Regions from separate parts of the Homo sapiens genome. Here region 1 is linked to region 2. A link is a loop called in an ENCODE intact Hi-C map of the cell type or tissue named here. Cell type or tissue: heart left ventricle. All regions are shown on one strand. Links, peaks and the distances in the headings refer to the core of each region. The heading gives the core; the rest is flanking DNA.

Region 1 (10,578 bases), core at 1,433-9,432, 140 kb after region 2:
TTTCCCTAGGATCCCCTTGGCCAAAAGGGTTCATTCAGTCTACTGGGGGACTTAGGATTTTTTTTCTTTGAGACAGAGTCTCACTCTGTCACCCAGGCTGGAGTGTAATGGTGCGATCTCGGCTTACTGCAGCCTCCACCTCCTGCGCTCAAGCGATCCTCCCACCTCAGCCCCACAAGTAGCTGGGACTACAGACACATGCCATCATGCCCAGTTGTTTTTTGTTTTTGTTTTTGTTTTTGTTTTTGGTAGAGACAGGGTTTCATGTTGCCCAGGCTGGTCTTAAACTCCTGAGCTCAGGTGATCCACCCATCTTGGCCTTCCAAAAGGCTAGGATTACAGGCATAAGCCACCATGCCCAGCTTTTAGGATTTTATTTTGGTTTACACCTTCATAGTTCTTAGTTAGGACAGATCCCTGGAACAAAAGAGTGACAAGAGAATAACAAACAGAAGTTTAATAACACATATACTTTATGCATATAAAACCATCCTTTCAGGGTTAACAAGAAATACATGCAGTGTTCTGGGCAGAAATATACTCATTATTAAGCATTAGGAGCACTAAGCAGGCTGCACTTTGGCCCACTTCTTTGTAATTTATCTTTTTTTTTATTTTTATCTATTTTTTTTTTTTTTTGAGACAGAGTTTCACTCCTGTTGCCCAGGCTGGAGTGCAATGGCGCGATCTCGGCTCACTGCAACCTCCGCCTCCCAGGTTCAAGCGATTCTCCTGCCTCAGCCTCCCCAGTAGCTGGGATTACAGGCATGTGCCACCACGCCCAGCTAATTTTGTATTTTTAGTAGAGACGGGGTTTCTCCATGTTGGTCAGGCTGGTCTCGAACTCCCGACCTTATGTGATCCGCCCGCCTCGGCCTCCCAAAGTGCTGGGATTACACGAGCCACTGAGCCCGGCACTTCTTTTAATTTAAAGTCACGTAGCACTAGATCCCCACCATCTGCATTCCCACTGTTCCTACAGATAGGATCTCTGACACCTAAGGCTTTTGTTTAAGAATTACTTAAGATGGCCGGGCGCGGTGGCTCATGCCTGTAATCCCAGCACTTTGGGAGGCCGAGGCGGGCAGATCACGAGGTCAGGAGATGGAGACCAGCCTGGTGAACACAGTGAAACCCCGTCTCTACTAAAAATACAAAAAATTAGCCGGGCGTGTTGGCAGGCACCTGTAGTTCCCAGCTACTCGGGAGGCTGAGGCAGGAGAATGGCGTGAACCCGGGAGGCGGAGCTTGCAGTGAGCCGAGATCACATCACTGCGCTCCAGCCTGGGTGACAAAGTGAGACTCCGTCTCAAAAAAAAAAAAAAAAAAAAAAAAGAATTACTTAAGATGTTTTCAGATCCTGAATTCCAGCTGAACAGCTGATGCCCATCAGCTTGAAGACTCCCACAGAGGAGCTGAATCAACATGAGAATGCAGTTTCTTCATCTCCCCATCCCAGGATTTCACGCTGCACTCTTTGACCAATCAACAATCTCCACACCTTGGCCACTCCAAACTCCTTAAAATCTCTAACCCCCAACTCCTCTGGGAGGCAGATTTGAAGTTTCCTCTTGCCTCCTTGCTGGGCAGCCCTATGATTAAAACTTTTTCTCTGATGCAACTCTCAGTGTTGATGTATTGACTTACCATGTATACTGCAACAGACTTGTTTATGGTCAAACATACATAAGATACCTAGAGTAAATGAGTAAATCTCAAAGAGATGGCTCTGAGTTCAGGCTTAGATATAATCTTCAGCTAAAACAAAAATACAAGGGTGTGAAGAAGGCCAGCTGTGGGGAGATGCCCAAGAAAATCTCAAGCCGGGTGCAGTGGCTCATGCCTGTAATCCCAGCAATTTGGGAGGCCAAGGCAGGCGGATCACTTGAGGCCAGGAGTTTGAGACCAGCCTGGGCAACATGGTGAAACCCCATCTCTACTAAAATTACAAAAATTAGCTGGGCATGGTGGTACATGCCTGTAATCCCAGCTGAGGCAGGAGACTTGCTTGAACCCAGTGGGTGGAAGTTGCAGTGAGCCTAGATCATGCCACTGCACTCCAGCTTAGGTAAACAAAGTGAGACCCTATCTCAAAAAAAAAAAAAAAAAAAAAAGAAAAGAAAAGAAAATAGGATAAGGTTTGTTAGGCAGATTTAAGTTGATACCTTCTCCACTGATAAGAGTTTCCAGTGATTTAACATCATTCTTCTCTTTCTGGTACTGAGCAGGAAACATCTTTACAAATGGAGATTTCCTTTATGGCTTTTAATTTCCCTTATAAAAGGGTAATTTTTACTGTGTTTTCAGAGCTTCTCCTATGTCTGCAGTTTCTCAAAATTTTAAGGGATCTCTAGGGTGTTGACTTTTCTGGCCAGAAACCTCTGTGGCCACAGCACTATTGCCCAAGTTCTTGTCCTGTATCCAAAAGAATGAGGTATGCAGACAAGTGAAGGGTGAAGAAGAGTTTTATTTAGTGTTAGAACAGCTTAGAGGAATGGGTAGCTCCTCTCTGTAGGCAGGTCATCCCATCCAGTGTTCAGCTCTCCACAAAAAGGAGGCCCTGGAGAGGATAACTCCTCTCTGCAGGCAGGTCATTTGGACATTTCTGCAGGTCTCTGCAGCTATCAGCAGAGAAAGTACTCCTCTTTGCAGGTGGTCCTCCCATCATCTCCGCCCTCTTCGTCCTGTGCCCCACTCTGGCTGAGCCCTGGGCTTTTATGGGCCTTGGAGGGAAGGAAGTACATGCCAGTTGGTCCCTGGGTGGCCATGGGAGGCCCAGAAGAGGCACCACAAGTCCCCCCACCAGTCTGCCAATCTGCAGGACTGGCAGCCCGGTCCCCAGCCTTCAGACCTTCCCTGGCCTGAAGGTGTGGCCTTACTGGGGACCTGCCTCCTTCCACCCAAAAATCAATTTGCCTCCCACTGCCATTCATGGCCCCTGGGCTTGGCCCCAACACCCCCTCCAAGATCAGAGGAGGCACCATGAGTGAAGAGAAGCCAGGCAGTGGGAAAAGACACCTCTGAGCTTGGAGGGATGGAGGAGTGTCCTTCCTAAGGCCACTGAGGGTGCAGGCTGCAGAGACACCAGCTCCTGCACCTGGGAGGGCGGTCACAGCCACACCCAGGAGGGCAGATCCTGCCTGCTCCCAGACCTCCTCAAAGAGCACAGCTGCAATTTGGACGGCTGTAGCCCCACCCAGGAGGGTGAGTCTCCTGTGTGCTCTGTAGAGCAGGAGGCCTGGGTCTGAAGCTGCTGGTTGGGCAGTTGCAGCAGCACCCAGAGAGCTCTCCTCCCAACTCCCACCAGCTTTATGGAGTGTGCAGCCAAAGCCGTGCCTCCCTGCTGCAGCCAGCATGATGGCAGCAGCCACTGCCATCAAAAATACTCAGCTCGGCCAGGCGTAGTGATTCACATTTGTAATCCCAGCACTTTGGGAGGCTGAGACAAGCAGATCACGAGGTCAGGAGATCGAGGCCATCCTGGCTAATATGGTGAAACCCCGTCTCTACTAAAAATACAAAAAAAAAAAAAAAATTAGCCAGCCATGGTGGCAGGTGCCTGTAGTCCCAGCTACTCAGGAGGCTGAGGCAGGAGAATGATGTGAACCTGGGAGGCGGAGCTTGCAGTGAGCGGAGATCGCACCACTGCACTCCAGCATGGGCAACAGAGTGAGACTCTGTCTCAAAAATAAATAAATAATAATAATCAGCTCAAAATCATTCTTATGCCAGAGGCATATTTTGGAGTGGCATATTCTGATCTGCTAAAACCATATTTTAGAGTAACATATTTTGTTTTTTTACAATATTAAATCTTTCTCCTTTTCTGAAATGTGCATTTATGACCATAAACTTCCCTCTAAACATAATATTAGTTGCATCCCATGTATTTTAGTGTATCATATTTTTATCATTCAGTTAAAAGTATTTTCTGACTTATTCTTTGATTTGGAACTTATTTTGAAGGATATTGGTGTTAGAAGAAAAGTTTTAGACAAATTAAATTTAACAGAGTTTAATTGAGCAAAGAACATTTCACAAATTGGGCAGTCCCTAGAACCAGAAGAGGTTCAAAGTGACTCTGGTGGTTGGAAAGGATTTATGGACAGAAAAGGGAAAGTGAAATACAGAAAACAGAAGTGAGACGCAGGAACAGCCAGATTAGTTGCTTGGCAGCCAATCCAAAAGGCAACTAAGCGTTTGCCTTATCTGAGCATGGTTTGAACCATTGGCTGCCTGTAAGTGGTTGAAATATGACTGCTGTGATTGGCTAAGACCTACTTGTTACAAGAGTAGGTTACAAGGCCTGGCATGGTCGCCCACACCTATAATCCTAGCACTTTGGGAGGCCAAGGCGGGTGGATCACCTGAGGTCAGGAGTTCAAGACCAGCCTGGACAACATGGTGAAACCCCATGTCTACTAAAAATACAAAAATTAGCTGGGCATGGTGGTGCGCACCTAATCCCAGCTACTTGCGAGGCCGAGGCACAAGAATCACTTGAACCTGGGAGGTGGAGGTTGCAGTGAGCCAAGATTGTGCCATTGCACTCCAGCCTAGGTGACACAGTGAGACTCTCTGTCAAAAAAATAAAATAAAATAAAAGAGTAGGTTATAGTCTGTTTACACATCCAGTTAGGTTACAGTTCATTACTTACTGAGAAACCTTTAGGCCAAACTTGAACTATGTAAGGAGGCAGCTTTAGGCTAAATGTAATTTAACCCTTGTATATTTTCAAACATTTTGATTTTTTGTTTGTTTGTTTTTTTGTTCTTGTTATTGATTTCTTGCTTAATCCACTGAGTAACATTCTCTGTAAATTTTTAATCCATTGAAATGTTTTGAGATATTTTATGGCCCAGTAAATTGCCAATTTAGGTAAATGTTCAGTACGCACTTGAAAAAAAGACATATTTCTTTTGTAAACCAAAAACAAAATCCTAAGCTACCCAACTGATTGAATGGACTCCCTCTGGGCCAAGGAAAACCTGAAAAAATGAATTCCAAATCATGATGGGAAGGGAAGTTGGAGAGGCCTCATTATGCCCCCTCCCTTTTGGAGTTTAGGCACAACTGGCCAGCATTAATATTAAAAGAGAGATCATAAGACCGACAAAACAGACTCTTTGTAGTAATAAAACACAAAATTCCAACCTAACTCTGGTATGGCATCACATGCTGTCTGCGGGCTGCCACCTATGAGACTTCATCTACGTAACAAGGGCCTTGGCTTCCACAACCCCCTTGTCTTAGCTCAAGGATTCCTTTCTACTGACTTCTTAAGCCTTTAGACAAAGCTTAACTCTTTCAACCAATTGCCAATCAGAAAATCTTTGAATCTACCTATATGACCTGGAAGCAGTCCCCTCCCCATAAGACATCCCACCTCTTTAGGCTGAACCAATGTACACCTTCCATGTATTGACTTATGTCTTTCCTTGCAACTCTTGTTCCCTAAAATGTATAAAACCAAACTGTAGCCCAACCACCTTGGGCACACTTTCTTAGGACCTCTTGAGAACGTATCCTGGGCCATGGTCACTCATATTGGCTCTGAATAAGCCTCTTTAAATATTTTACAAAGTTTAGCCTTTTCATCAACACTTTGGTGTATGGGTACAGTGTCCTATATATGTCAGTTGGGTCAAGCTTATCATTGCATTGTTCAATTTTTTTGTATCTTTACTGATTTTATTGTCCACCTGTTTTATCAGTTAAAAAGAGAGGTATGTTAACATATTTCACTACAGTATGTATTTATTCTGTTTCATTACTTCAGTTTTCTTCTTTAAGGTCTCTTTTATACATGGGTTGGATCTTCTCTATCTTCCATATCTATCACCTTTATATCTTTTTTTAAACCAGTCTCCACTTTTGATTTTTTTAATTTCCTCTGTTTCATCTTCTATTTCTCTTATGACATTATTTATGTTATTTATTCATTCTAGCTTCTTTTTATTTCTAAAATGGTTAGAGGTTTTTTTTAGAAAAGAAAAATGGTTTTTTCCTAACTAAATTCTGTGTGAGCTCTTTTCAAATTTTCCTTGTATCCAATTATCTCATCTCTTAATTTTTATAATCCTGACTTATGCTTTAGTTTCCTAAATTCTGTCATTTTAAAAACTCTTCTACTTCATTTAAAAATATCAAATGAAAAATTTTATGTATTTTGTAGGGCATGTCTTTCCAGAGATCATTGCCTGATGATCTGTTACTATGCTAATCAACTTTTTTCTTTAAAAACAAAACAAAACAAAACAAAACAAAAACTGAATGGGACTGGATTTCTCCTCTGCAATCCTTTTGCATTACGTATGTTTAAGTGAGATAGTTTTTCGGGCAGTCCTCAATGGGGAGAATGGGAAAAGATTTCTTGGCCTAGATTCGTGACTCTAGGGCTCCCTCTTCTGTTGTACTGAAAAATGTCTTTAAAATGGGTTGAAGATTCTGGGAATGACTTCCTCTGTCGCCTTCCTCCAGTTTTGTCTGGACCTTATCTGTACATGGCTCCCTGTCTTGCTCAGTTTAGAGTCTAGTCCCAGCCATTTTGCCTCTGTGTGAGACTTTGTCCTAGAAGGATATTTAGCTGGCAAGTTTCAAGATTTTATGAGGCGATTTCATGGGTTGTTGGGAGGATTAATTTACATGATAATTATAAATTCACAAGGTGTCTGGCAGAGAGTGCATGTTAAACATGGGATGCTTACAGTTATAATGATTAATACCCACTCATTTATCCCTACATCCTAGTCCAACCCAGAAACACATGCTGTTTCCTTCATGTGAGTCGCTCTTTTTTGTCTCCATGCTTTTGCCCCTGTTGTTCTCCTCCCTGAAAACCTCTGCACAGTCTTTGCTACCTGCCAGTCCTTCGCATGCATCTTGTTCTGGTAACATAGAGACCCAAACCCACTGCTCCCCTCCGAACCACGGTAGCTCTTCATTGCTAAGCCACACATCTCAAACCACCTTTAAGGTTTTATGCCAATGACTTCAGTTTTATTTTGATCTTTTACTCTGCGTCAAGCTCTTTAAACACATTATTACCTCATTTCATCTTCAAAGCAGTGCTCTGAGTTAGAGGCATAGATGGATGGGTACCTTTGTTGGTCTTATTTTACAGATGAAGACACTGCAGCTTAAAGAGATAAATACTCGGATACAAGGTTAATTGTTGTTAGTAGAAAGCAGTAGAGCCAGAATTTTGACCAGGCACTCTGGCTCCCAGAACTATAAGTTCAGTTATGATGCCAAAATGTATATTTGGATGGTAGGCTCCTTTAAGGATGGAACTCTATTTTATGTGTCTTTGTAGCCCTCTCTATGATTACTAGCACCTGGTGCATAGTATGTGTTCATTAAAGACTCCATCAATGCGTGGCATGGTGGATGAATGTACACATCCACCAGTGCTAGTCAAATGCGTGGGGCTGTGGGGCTTTCGGAAGAAACTTTGCTAGCTAAAGGCAGATGAAAAAGTCTCAGACACTGTTCAGTTTCTTCCAAGAAGTCATTAGTCAGACTCTTACTCAGAACTTCTTTTCTTTTTTTCCATTCAGGTTTGCGCTCAGTGAGACATTTATGTTTTCACAAGCCCTTGGCCACTAGCAATCCATCAAAAAACCCCAGCCATGGCTCAGCATGGCTGGCTGGCCAGACCAAATGGTAGGCAGACTGTCAAAACATTCACAAAACCCACACCAAATTTTTAAACTGTATAATCTAAGGGCATTGCTCTCACAGAGAAGTAACAGACCCACTGTTCTTTAATAGAAATATCAGAAAACTGGGAGCTCAGGGATGAGTTAGAAATCCAGTTTTTCCAGACATTGGAATTTCACTTGAACGTGGATTTGCTAGACAGCTGTATGAGCTGCGCTCCTGCGAGAGCACTGGCCTCAAGCCAGAAAACCTAGGTCTGCTCCCTGCTCTGCCACTTGTTGGTTGTATAACATTGGGCAAGTACTTCTTGCTGGGTCTCAGTTTTTTTAATTAAAAAAAAAATAGGGATAACAATATTTTGCATATGTCACAACATTGTTAGGTGCAGATGAAATAACACACACAAAATTCTTTGTAAACTGTAAAGTCTGTGTCAGACAAAATCAAGAGTGGGGGTCATGGAGCCAAATGAGACGACTGGGGCTGCCATTTCTAAACAGCTACCATGGGTCTCCTGAAGCAAATGAGGGGCAAGAAGTCAATCTGGTAAAAGGGAAGAATGAAGAAGAGAAAGAAAGGGAGGTAAAAGCCTACAAAATCTGAACAGGAGATACAGAAAGGACAGGAGAGAAGGGGACCCTGATGTCTTTCCAGTTCCTCTAAGTATAGGTTCATTTGGGGAGATTCCTACGGTAATCCTTATAGCAATCCTCAGTGTTACCATTGATTTAAAACAAAACAAATGCAGGTCTCTTCATCTGTTCAGTCTGCTATAACAGAAGTACCACAGACTGGGTGACTTCAAAGAACAGAAATTGATGTCTCCCAGTTCTGGAGGCCAGAAGTCTGAGATTAGGGTGCCAGCTTGCTGGGCTCTGGCAAGGGCCCTCCTCTGAGCTGCAGACGGCTGTCTCCTCATTTCATTCCAGTCCTCTGGAGCCTCTCTAATAAGGGCACTGACACCATTCATAAGGGATTATGACCTGATTACCACCCTCATAGCCTATTACTTCCCAAAGGCTCCACCTCCTAGTACCATCACATTGGTGGTTGGGATTTGAACAAATGAATTTTGGGAGAAACATAAACATTCAGTCATTACAGCGGGAGATTCTACTTCTACTACTCATTTCCACAACATGCACATTCGCATTCTAGGTTCTTGTTTGGTTAGCTGATAGAGTTGATGTGGCGGGGTAGACCTCAAATCAAAGGTGTTAGAAATGCTCTCTTTGTGCTCCCTAAATTGGGTCAATCTCATATGAAAATGTTGTCGGTATGAATTTGTAACCACCATAGGCTTGTTCATAGCCCTCACCACCATGGGCTTAGATCTCTGTGCTAGGAGCTGGGCATGGTGGCTCATGCCTATAATCCCAGCTACTCAGGAGACTGAGATGGGAGGATCCCTTGAGCCCAGGAGTTTGAGACCAGCCTGGGTGATATAATGAGACTCCCTCTCTACAACAACAATGAAAAAGATCTCTATGTTAAAACAGGAAAAAACAAGCAAACAAAACAAACAAACAAAAAAACTCCTTCATCTGAATTAACTAGTGGTTGCTATACCTACCAGAGTCCTTTGAGTCTTTTAAAGTAAAACAGAAAGAACAGAATAATCTAGCACATAGTAGGCAATCAATAAATATTCACTGACTGAAAGAATAAAGAACAAATATTACAGAGTAGCTATCCTTAAAAGCTTTCTATGAGAAAACCCACTTCTGTTACCTAGAAAGACAGAATTAAATACATATATCAAAAAGCATAAACAAAATTGGAAAAAAGTAAGGGAAATTCTAAGCAGCCAAAAATAATAAAGAAGCAAAAACTAGAGGGTAAAGCAGGCCAACAGCCAGGGATACCCTGAGGACACAGGCCTGGCCAGGGAAGCCAGAACCTCAGGCTACGGTGACCACACGAGCAACAGGAAATAAGGCTGGGCAGGGTTGCAGAGTAGGGGAATTGAAGCTGAGACCACTCCACGTAAAAAACTAAATAAATACTCAAAGGGCTAATAATGTCAATCAAAGGATAGGCTGTTAAAAGGATCTATTTACTGGGATAGGGAGTCCAGAAAAAAACTCATTTTTCTCAGTCTTAAATCTGAGTGGAAGGACGGTCTCTCCTTAAACATCAGAACCACAGGTCTACCTTCCCATATGCCACTTGCGTGAGTCAGAACATGCCAAGCCAAAAAATAAGCATAAATAGGTCTGAGTCGGTAAAAACGGGAAGTGTCTCATAAAAGCACATGCAAACCCACTTTGGAGGAATGTTCTCAATCCTAAACTTTGCAGGATTCCCACAGGTGAAGGGCAGCCAAGAATGAGCTCACAATCTAACATTGCAAGCAAAACCCTCAAGGAAACAATCCACCAACCAGGAAGATTCAGCTGTATAACAAGATAAAGAATGAGCTGCACCAAAGATTTTATGTGTTGGCATAACTAGATATAAAACCCAAAATGAATACGTTGACATGTTTAAAATTTGTTTCAATAACTAGAAGACATAGTCATGAAATTTTGAAAAAGAATGAAACAGAGTTTACACATAAATCATTAAAAGCAAAAATTAACTAAACAAAAAAATGTCATAGGTAAGACTGAGGGAAATGAGGCCACTTATGCTTTGCTGGTAAGAGTGAAAACTGGTGCTGTCCTTATGGGGGCTATTTATAGCAAATTTATTACAAAATTAAAAATGTGTAAGGTTCTGTTCCAGCAATTCAATTCCTGGGAATTTATTCTACAGATATCCTCCACATGTCCAAAAGGAGGCGTGTACAAGGTTATTTACTGCAACATTGTTCATTAGAGCAAAAGACTATAAATAACCCAAATGGCCATCATTAAAAGGCTGGCCCAATAACTTACGGTTCATCCATATAACAAAATACTATGCAACATTTT
Region 2 (10,578 bases), core at 1,602-9,601:
CCTGAGGTTGGGAGTTCAAGACCAGCCTAACCAACATGGAGAAACCCCATCTTTACTAAAAATCCAAAATTAGCCAGGAGTGGCGGTGCATGCCTGTAATCCCAGCTACTCGGGAGGCTGAGGCAGGAGAATCACTTGAACCTGGGAGGCAGAGGTTGCAGTGAGCCGAGATCGCACCATTGCACTCCAGCCTGGGCAACAAGAACGAAACTCTGTCAAAAAAAAAAAAATACGTAGTTCAACGTAGCTCAGGATGGAAACGTGTTCTTATTGTATTGCTGTAGGTGGAGTAGGAGGGGGAGAAGATCCCAGATGACGTGTATGTGTATAGTATTAATAATACTCACCCAGCGTGCATGTGTGTGTGTACAGACACAAACAATCTTGCACATGCACACATCTGGAATGGATAACTAAATTATTAACAGTGGTTATTGCTAAGTAGAATTATAGATTTTTTTTCCTCAGGTTGTAAAATTTTTCAATAATGAGCATATATTTCTTGCATAATTTTTTAAAGGAGAAGATTTGTGGTGTAGGCCCCAGAGATTTCTAATCTGTGGCAGCTGGGTCCCTGGGACTGCCCCAGCTACATTTCCACCCCTTCTTGCTCTTTCCCTCCTCCCCCCAGACCCCTACCTTCCCCCAAGCCTTCAGTCTCCTGAAGCCAGGTAGGGAGCAGGGGCTCTTTGGAAGAGCCCACAGAGTTCCAGGTCAGATGGCCCAGGCTCTGTGCCTTCCCCTCTTCCCCTGCCTGCTGTGTCATTTCAGGTGGAAGGCCTGGAGTTTCACCAGGAGGGTAAATCAAAAAAGGGCCCAGAGGCCAGTCTATTGCCCAGGAACATGATGAGGCTCCAATTGCCCCTTTTCTCCTCTGGAGGAATGGGAAGGTAAGTCTCCTGCTGTCCCTAAACCCTTGCCATCCCCCCGATCCCTTCTCCACCAGGAGCTTTCAGGCCTTACTAGCCCAAATGAAGTCACAGGCTGGAACCTCAAGGAGGCCATCTGGACACAGAAGACAGCCATGGTGAGGACTTCCCAGGCTCTTTGAACAGGAGGCTAAGGGTGACTCTGTGCAGCACTGTCCCTACTGACCCCAAGGGCAAGGAGATGCTGGAACTTCAGGGGGCTTCCTCCAAAATGACAGGTGTGCTGGCCCCTGGCTATGGGTTGAGGAAGCTTGGCAGACCAGGGCAAAGGCTCTGGAAGCCAGTCGGGGCTGATAGGCTAGACTCTGGGCACCTGGCTGTCACTGCGGCAGGGCTCTGCCAAGCATGGGGCAGGTGTGGATAAAGCCTTGAAGTCAGAGTGGCCTGGAGAATCCCCTCCAGGGAAGAGACAGGCAATCTGGCACCCTGGCACCTGCACCCACCAGACTCCAAACAGGAAACCGTTTAGGGCAGGAAGAGGTGAGACCATTCCCATATGGCCTTTCCCACTGGGCTCCTACAGGAAGTGAGGGATGTTTCTGAGGCTGCGATGGAAAGAGGGCCCTTGGTGCTGTTCCTCTATCTTCACCCGTGAATCCTTTCATTTTCTCAGTTTCCACCAAAACAAGCAAAAATCCTGACCCATAAAAAGCCCTCAATTTGGAGAGTGGACATTTCCAGATGTTTGGGGAGATGGCAACAGAAATTTAATTGAACCTTAGACATATTAGACAACCTGCATCCTAAAAAGCCCCCAGCCAAAGACAGATGGAGAGGCTGCCCTCTCTGTGTTCCCACCCCCACGGGGGTAGGAGTCTCCAAACCATTTTCTCCTCGGCCTTAAGGGGAGGAGTGAGCTCTGCACAATGACAAGAAGCCCTTTTGCCAGCTTCACCTTTTCTAAGTGCCCAGCAGTGTAGATTCTTTTACTCCATGACACAAATTCTGCCACTGCTTAGAAGGCAAAAGTGGTTGCAGTCATTTTGCTTTCAGTGACAGTCTCTTTGTTCTGTGGTTGCTAAGATTCCTTTAGAGAGCCCCTCTTGTTGTTCTTTTTTGTTTTTGAGACAGGGTCATGCTCTGTCACCCAGGCTGGAGTGCCATGGCGCAATCACAGCTCAGTGTGGCCTCAAACTCCTGGGCTCAAGGGATCCTCTCACTTCCACCTCCTAAATAGCTGAGACCACAGGCGTGCAACACCACGCCTGGCTAATGTTCTTTTTATTTTTTGTTGAGACGGGATCTTGCTATGTTGCTCAGGCTGGTCTGGAACTCCCACCTCCAAAAGTGCTGGGATTACAGGCATGAGCCACTCTGCCCCACTGGCCTCTAGTTGCATTTAAACAGGTTGAGAATTTCACAATAACCTGAAATAAAGTGTTGTCCTGGAACTTGGGCCTCAGGGAAACAGGAGATTCAGTAGCCAAGAAACCAGTGGCAACCCTGTGTCCCACCTGGCAGTGACGCAGCAGGGCATGGGTGGAAAGGTGGAGGGACAGGAGACAGCCACAGTGAGCTGCGCCCCCACCCCCAGTTCTCTTGCTACAGCCCAGCCCTCAACCTTCGAGCTCTGGCTTCATTGTCCCCTTCCCATAAATCAGAGAGAGAAAAAGAAACACACACACAACCTTTTGGGGTCCAATGGCGATGTTAATAAATACATAAAATTTTAAAGATCTGGATTTCCAAGGCACAAGAGTTTAACACAGGCCAGGCTGGTTCTCACAGGAATGACTCCGCGTGTGCCCCAGCATCCCAGGGAGGGGAGGGCAACAGGGGGAGGGCGGGGAGCCCCCCAGGACCTCCACTCTCCAAAGGGGTTGCAGGCCAGGGGCCCACTACTCATGTTCCTCCAGGCTGGCTCAGAACAGCCCCTTTGCCTTGGGGAAGGAAGAAGTGAGAAGCACCTCTATCACCTGGCAGGAGTTTAGGAGACATCCTCCAAGACCCCGGAGGTGTCCTGGGACCCCCTGCCACTTCCTGAGAGCCAGAGGATCTAAGACTGTTACCTGTCCCTTGGAGGTAGCATGGCCGGCAGCTGAGCACAGCTCAGGCCCTTACAGCACCGTGGGTGAGTGTGTCTTCCCCACTCCAGCACCAGGCCAGGGGCTGGCACCCTGCCCTGGGGCACTTGGCCTGGGTGGCCCTTGTCATCTCCAGGGCCAGGCTATGAGTGGACTCTGGTCCTCAGTCCTGGGGTCCAACCACCCCTGGGAGAACCACACACTCTGGCCCAGCTTGAGCCAGGTAGAAGATGAAGATGTCCGACTCCAGCAGGAGCGATCTTCGGAGAAGGGCAATGATTGAAGGGACAGCCTGAGAAATCGTGTTCCCTCTGTGTCCCACAGAGTCCCCTTCCAGGCTGAGAGTGATAATTGAAGTTGCCATCCTGGTGGAGTCAGGGAGTGAGCGCCAGTTTGGAAATCCCTGGATGCTGAGGACTTGGGGTCCAGGGTGTCCTGAGCCCCCTTCTCTGGTGGGCTGGGGTGAGATTGGGGGGCCAGTCTGTAATCTGGAGTCACTAGAAGTAACACTAGTGACATCTGCAAGGCCAGAGTATGGCCATGAGCACCATCTTCTGGCCAGCAAAGACAAACTGGCCTCTGCTGCCTGGCCTCAGCTGGTGGAACTGCATGGAGCTCTTGGCTTCCAGGAGCTGGGCCTGCGATCACCTTGTGTTCCACCCCCTCCAGCCCTGCAGCTGGGAAGCCTCATGCCACATTCCCAGGCCCCCCTCCTCTCGGCCTGGCTGTGAACAGTCCCCCACCTACCCTGGCCCTGCTTTGCCTTTCTGGGGAGAGGGGCCAAATATGCAGGGCCTCCACAGGGGTCCTCACAGTTCCGGGAAGGCAGGCAGCCCTGACAGCTTCTAGCTACAGACCAGCCGGGATTCAGACCTGCCCAGGCCCAGGGTCTGTGAGGAGGGAGCAATAGTTGACCCTGGTCTTGGCAGGGGAGACCAACAGGGGCCCTGAGAGGGTCAGTCCCGCCGGGGGCAGCTTGCTGAGGTATCTCCGATTAGGGCTTTCCCTGATCTTTGTCTTCCTCCCACCCCGCTTTGTGGGGTAAAGAGCATCACAGCCCCAAACGAGAAGAAGGCGAATGATTTAAAATGAAGTCTGTGCTTGCGCCTGCCCTGCTATGTGTGTCCTCTGAGCTGGGAGTCACGGGGCAGTACACAGAGTGTAAACGTGCCAGTGGGATGGCAGGGCACAGCTCATGTCACCGGGGAGGCAGCAGGGAGGCTGGTGCCGGGATGTCTCAGGTCTTCTCCAGGTTGCCCTTTGTCCTCAGGGACTGGCGTAGGTGTCTGAGTCCAGCCCCAAGGCAGCCCCCCGGGGGTGGTAGGGGAGATGCTCCAGGATGCTCCAGGGATTGGTGTCTCAGGGGCAAAGGGATGCTGGGTCCCTGGGGAGCTTGTATCCAGAGCTCCTGGGAGCTGTGTGGCTCGGCCATGCTGATGGTCCTCTGATCCCGTTGGCTTTCCAGGAGGCTCTGCAGCATCTGCAGGGTCCTGGGGTCCTGGTAAGGGGCTTCCAGGAGTGGAGAAGGGGGGCAGTGAGGTTGGGCCAGGGTCTGGGCCAGGGTTGGGGCCCGAGGCCTTCTTGATGCAGGACACACAGCAGAGCCGGTGGTAGCCGGGAATGGAGCAGTAGCGATCGAGCACTTCCATCTGGCAGAAGACAGACCTGTCTCCCGTGCAGGGCTCCGCTGCACACACAGCACAAGGACAAGGATGGAAGCAACGTGGGGATGCCTGTCAGTCAGGTGGCCCCCCCTCCCACTTACCCACTGACTGCCCGCCCTCCACCCCTGCCCCTGCTGGACCCACTATAAAGCTTTTTCTCAGGGTGGGGGCTACAGAGCCACCTGACGGGAGAGTCAGCCCTGACTACATGGAAGAGGAAGTAAAATCCCCTAGAGCAGCAGATCTCAAAGTGATGTCCCCACACGCAGCAGCAGCAGCGTCACCTGGAAGCTTGCTGGCAATGCACATCCTCCAGCACCACCCAGCCCTATTGCATCAGAAACTCAGGCTGGGGCTCAGCGCTGTGCTTTCACAAGCCCTCCAGGGGACTCCACGTGTGGGCGCATCTGAGAACCCTGGCCCTTCGCCATTCGCCCTCAGCCCTGCTGCACACTGGAATCCTTGGGGGTGCCTGTCTCCTTCACCCACACACTGGACAATCTAGGGTGTGACCTACCACCAGGTGCTTCTAACTTGCAGCTGCTCTGGATGGAAGTGGGAACCCTAGCCCCTCCCAATCAACCCAAGGAGTCTGGCCCCACTCCAGCCAGGGTCAGGCTAGACCCCAGGCAACTCATGCTTGGGACAGGCAGACTGACCATCCTGCCACAGTCAGCACACATCGGGACATTAAGACTGCTACTGCTTAATTTGGAATCAAGCAGATTTCAGTTCAAATCCAGGCTCTACCACTTAAAAGTGTGAGGCCTTTGGCAAGTCACTTAAACCCTCCAAGCCTCAGTTGCTTCACCTATAAAATGGGGCTGATGTTGACCCTTACCAGTGAATAATAACATTGCAAACAACATCTTTAAAGCACCTGGCAAAGATAAGTGCTCATTACACTAGTTTGCTTTGCCCAAAATATCACACCTTTCTGTGATAACTCCATGTAGGCTTCTCCAGACAGAATGTGAAGGCAGGAGCTTTGCTTTCTACTAATTTTTGCCAGAGAGAGAGAGAGAAAGAGGGAGGTGGGAAGAGTGGGAGGGACAGAGGGAAAGAGAGACACAGGTGGAGGGGCAGGCTTAGGGGAACAAGAGAAAGATCAGAGAAAAATGGAAAGCCAGTGGCCTCTAGATGGCGCCAGATTTCTGGAACCAGAATCGGAATCGTCCTTTGCTTTGGGAAGGAAGACGGCAGGAAACCCAGGCACTCCCCCAGTCAGAACCTCAGCCTAGGAGCAGAGAAGTAGAAGATTGGAGGTAGAAGGTCCTTTGAGGACATCTAGTCAGAACCTTATCTTACAGATGAGGTCACTAAGCTCAGAGAGGTTAACGAATTTGCAGCCAACTGGTCCTCTAACTAGGAGTTAGGGTCTTTGATCTTTCTGCTACTCATCTTGCCAGACCCTGGTCCTAGGGAGGGTGAGGAAGGAAAAGAGAGATGGAACCTAGGAAAGGAGTGAAGAATCTACAGCCTGGCACGTAGCAGTTGCTCAGTAAATATCTATCCGTGGGTGGATGAATGGAAAGATGGGAGGATGAACTGAATCATGGGGCTGAGAGAAATTGCTAGGCCTATTGTTACTGGAAGCTGACAGCCAGACAGGAGTGCATGCATTCTCTCATCCAATTATCTCACCAGCCCTATGAAGGCAGCTCATATCTACAATTGCTTGTCTGAAAATATTGGAACCAGATATAGTTCAGAATTCAGAACTTTTGGGATCAGAAACATTATATTCTGTGTTTATATTATAGAACATCCTCAATGGAGCCTGAGATATCACCTTGTAACTAAATATGGCTAAATTTCTATATCAAAAGAATAAATGATCTCATTAGTTCAGGTCAGATTTTGCTGCCAGGTAAGTTTGCACCAAACTTAGAAATAAACATTTTGGAATTGCAGGTAACGGCTCATGGACCAGTAGAGCCTCCTCCCCACTTCATAACTGAGGTATCTGAGGCTCAGGGAGGTGAAGGTCACACAGACAGCTACAAGCTGGGTTTGCTCCACTGAGTGGCCCATGCTGCAACACCAGGGCCACTGAAAGGTCTGGGGAGCAGGGTAGGGTCCATAGACTGTACTTACTTGATGATATCTTGTTAATGGGATGTAGGGGTTCAGATTGTGGCACCCACTGCCCCTCTGGCGTCCCAAGTTCCCAGACATCGGCCCTCACCGTGGAGTTCTGGTGATTTCCTGTGAGCAGGAAGAAGCAATTCTAGTATTTGGGACTTTGGCCCAAGGGACTGGACCTGGCCTCCCCATCCCCTCTGGCTCACCTCCACAGGCGGGCAGGCTGCAGACCTGGACAGTGTCTGGCCTATCCCCCTCGCAATGCCCGAGGCTGTTGGCGTTGGTCCTGCACACCACCTGCCGCTGCTGGATGCCCTCTCCACAGGTGGCAGAGCACTGCCGTGGGTGGGTCAGTGCCAGGCATAGCGGCCGGGGTCAGGGTAGGTGGAGAGAAGAAAGACGAGTCAGTGAGCTCAGAGCCCAGCCAGTGCCCGGGGACAGAAAGGGTACAAAGGAGAGCACCAAGTCTTCACTTGACCAGAGGGACATGCAAGGACTGCTTCTAAGGAGCCTCAGTGGGACACTGTACCTGTTGCCAAATAGTCCTGATACCAATGGTGAAGAGCCATTGCCCTGAGCCTAGAACTCCATGGGCCTTTCCACAATCTAAACGGTTAATCTCTGGCTCAGGAGGGAACCTCTGGGACCCCATTCCCTACTACCACCTGCATGCACTGTGTCTGGTCTGTGCCTGGGTTCTTTAATATTTTGTGTATCACTCTAGCAAACTCCCCTGTTGCAATCCACTACATGGTGTGACCTGGGCAGGTGGATTGATGTGATGATATCCTATTAACAGGATATAGGGGCCTGGATTGTGGCTTCTGCTACCCCCCACCCCTGGTTCAGTGTCTTACTCTGTAAACAGAGAGCTGGGCGACAGGGTCTCCATGGACCCTCCTCTGACTAGCTCTGATAGTCAATAATCTTGTGACTTGATTTACCAAACATGGGCCTGCAGAAGTATGTTCAAAAGTGTCTTCTTCCCTGATGGAGCAGGGTGCGGGTACAAGGAGCAGGAGGCACCAGAGGACCGAGGACCACCGTTTGCAGGGGGTGGCCACACACATCGTCCCCTGGACCTGACCCACTCTAACTCTGACAAACAGGGAATGTGGAGGTCCTCAATGGAGGGGCAGGGACTCCAGGAAAGCAGCGTTGCCCAGTGTGACTGGGTCACCTTTTAGATGCTGACCACAGCCTTATCTAGCTGGAAGGAGAGGAATTTGCAGGACCCCACTTCCCACACTGGAGCATGTGACCACTGAGACACAAGGGTCATGGGGCCACACAGAACTACGAGACAAACACGGCATATCCTCCCAGGATGAATCATTACAAACAGCAGCTAACAGCTCCTGACTGCTCAGTCAGTCTCATAAGGGGCTGTGAAAGTTGATTATATGAATAGGGTCATACTTGTCACACCCAACTAAATCAGAGTTGAGGGACCAGGGGAAAAAGCACTCAGGGCACCTAGCACCTGCTCCAAGAATTAAATTCTCCACTGGGCCAGCTGCTGAAACAGGCTGATGTAATTCCAAGACCAGTTTTACCTAGCAGCTGCTGAAACAACCTGCTGTGACTCCACGGCTAGTTTTCCATAGCACCATCACTCACCAGTCAGAGCTTGCCAGCTCCCAAAAGCTTGTCTAGTGCCAATGAGTTGGTGTTCAACACAATACATATCATGTCTCTTTCTAATAAAACCCCCAACCTTTCCTTTGTTCTTTGGACATACTGAAGACCACCCGGTCTCTGTGTATGCCTTGAATTGCAATTCTTACTTAATAAAAGTTAAATTTAGAGATTCATCTCTATATTTTGCTTATTGCGACAGGGCCAGTATCTTCCACTATCTGCCATCTCTCTGTTACTTTTATCTGTGGGGTCCTTTGAAGACCAGCAATCTGTTTTATATCAAAACAAATGAAGCTATATATTATGGAGACATATAAAATGCATGAGTTGTGTGTGGATTTTTGGTTCTTTACAAATATTCATAATGCAATATTTCAAAATACAGAAAAGTATGGAGTTATTCACAAAACCCTATCCAGATGCCACCACCAGCCTTAATAAATGAGCATCCCAGAATATTTTCAGATTGTGTTGTGTCCCTCTAAACATTAAGGAAATGACATCCATTGGAAGTGCTTTTTTACTTCATACTGAAGTACTTTTTCTCACCTAAATGTATTCTCTATAACAGAAGTTTATCTATTTTGGTAAGTACAGTTCAGGCCTGTTCATTTTTCTTGTTGTATAGTACTGTATTATATGAACAGACCATGATTTTTGTCCAATCTTCTATAGATAAACATTTGAGATACGTCCTAATGTTTTGCTGTTGCAATAAACAGCATTGTGATCAAATGAGGTTTTTTAAATTGGGGTAATATCTATATAACATAAAGTTTGCCATCTTAACTAATTTTTTCTTTTTTTGAGACAAAGTTTCGCTCTTGTCGCCCAGGCTGGAATACAATGGCGTGATCTTGGCTCACTGCAACCTCTGCCTCCCAGGTTCAAGCGATTCTCCTGCCTCAGCCTCCCGAGTAGCTGAGATTACAGGCATACGCCAGCCACCACACCCGGCTAATTTTTGCATTTTTAGTAGAGACGGGGTTTCACCATGTTGGCCAGACTGGTCTTGAACTCGTGACCCCAGGCAATCTGCCTGCCTTGGCTTCCCAAAGTGGTGGGATTACAGGCGTGAGCCACCGCGCCCAGCCCATCTTAACTATTTTTAAGTCTATGGTTCAGTGGCATTAAGCACATTCCCATTGTTGTACAATCATTACCACCATCTGTTTCCAGAACATTTTCTTCTTTCCCAACTGAAACTCCTCGCCTATTAAACACTAACCCCTCATTCACCCTCCAGCAGCCCCTGGAAATCACCAGCAAAGTGCCCTCATGGAGTGTTTGTCCTTACATGTCTGGATGTCTGGCTTATTTCTTTTCTTTTTTTTTTTTTTTTTGTGAGACAAGCTCTTGCTCTGTCACTCAGGCTGGAGTGCAGTGGCATGGTATGGTCATAGCTCACTGGAGCCTTGACCTCGTGGGCTCAAGCAATCTTCCTACCCTAGCCTCCAGAGCAGCTGGGATTACAAGCACACACCACCACGCCCAGCTAACTTTTTACATTTTTTGTAGAGGCGAGGTCTTGCTCTGTTGCCCAGGCTGGTCTCGAATTCCTGGGCTCAAGCAATCCACCCACATCAGCCTCCCAAAGATCTGCCCACCTCAGCCTCCCAAAGTGTTGGGATTCCAGGCATGAGCCACTGCATCCAGCTTGGCTTGTTTTACTTGGCATGATGTTCTCAATGTTCACATCAAATGAGTATTTAAAAGAAAACCCAAGACAATTTCGTCAAGGCAGTTTCCCGAAGGTGGCCTCCAGGGTCTGAGCCACAGAGCACCCAAATAACTAAGCAGCGCTACTGCTATCTCCCCTTCGCTACCCTGACTGTCTAACGCTCAACCTTCCACAGCACCGTCAGAGTGATCTTTACAACCTGAAATCAGAGCTTGTAATGCCCATGTTAAAAGGCTTCCCTGGTTTCCCATTGCTCTTAGAATATATGCAAACCCCTTGCAAAGCCCGTAGCCATGGACCCCCGCCTGCCTCCCCAGTGTTATCTCGCAGCCCCTATCCCTCCCAGTCAGCTCCAGCCCCACTGTCCTGTTGGCTTCTGGAACGTTGTAAAATTGTTCCTGACTTGGTCTCTTCCTGTGGCTTGTCCCTCTGGTCTCAGCTTGAGCAACACCTCCTCAGAGAAGCCCTCTGACCGCCCTCCATCCTCCACCACATCGACCCACTACTCCCCACCCAGCTCCGACTGCAGTCTGTCAGTGCTTGGCTGTGGGTTG

Evidence for each region. A loop is a pair of places that touch in the nucleus more often than their neighbours do. Peaks named below come from ENCODE experiments on the same cell type or tissue, not always from the same donor. Only the 100,000 strongest peaks of a DNase experiment are listed, where the experiment ranks them.
Region 1: a loop joins it to region 2, with 5 times the contacts of the local background. A loop is called at or near these places in 33 of 110 quality-filtered maps.

What each region holds. Positions count from the first base shown.
Region 1 is chr10:70,615,303-70,625,880 of GRCh38, reverse strand. No RefSeq gene overlaps it. Among named protein-coding and RNA genes, the nearest start is that of PRF1, 18 kb to the right of the region's middle. RefSeq lists an enhancer at 5-594. In heart left ventricle, for the core only: a CTCF peak has its summit at 6,412; no DNase peak of the experiment used is centred there.
Region 2 is chr10:70,754,422-70,764,999 of GRCh38, reverse strand. ADAMTS14 (ADAM metallopeptidase with thrombospondin type 1 motif 14) reads right to left here. Exons shown (of 22, transcript NM_080722.4): 20 at 6,909-7,038; 21 at 6,715-6,825; 22 at 2,559-4,640. The coding sequence ends at 4,147. Among named protein-coding and RNA genes, the nearest start is that of TBATA, 26 kb to the left of the region's middle. RefSeq lists enhancers at 2,445-3,214, 7,406-8,365. In heart left ventricle, for the core only: CTCF peaks have their summits at 3,505 (motif pointing left) and 5,739 (motif pointing right); DNase peaks (open chromatin) are centred at 3,039, 4,979, 5,779 and 7,029.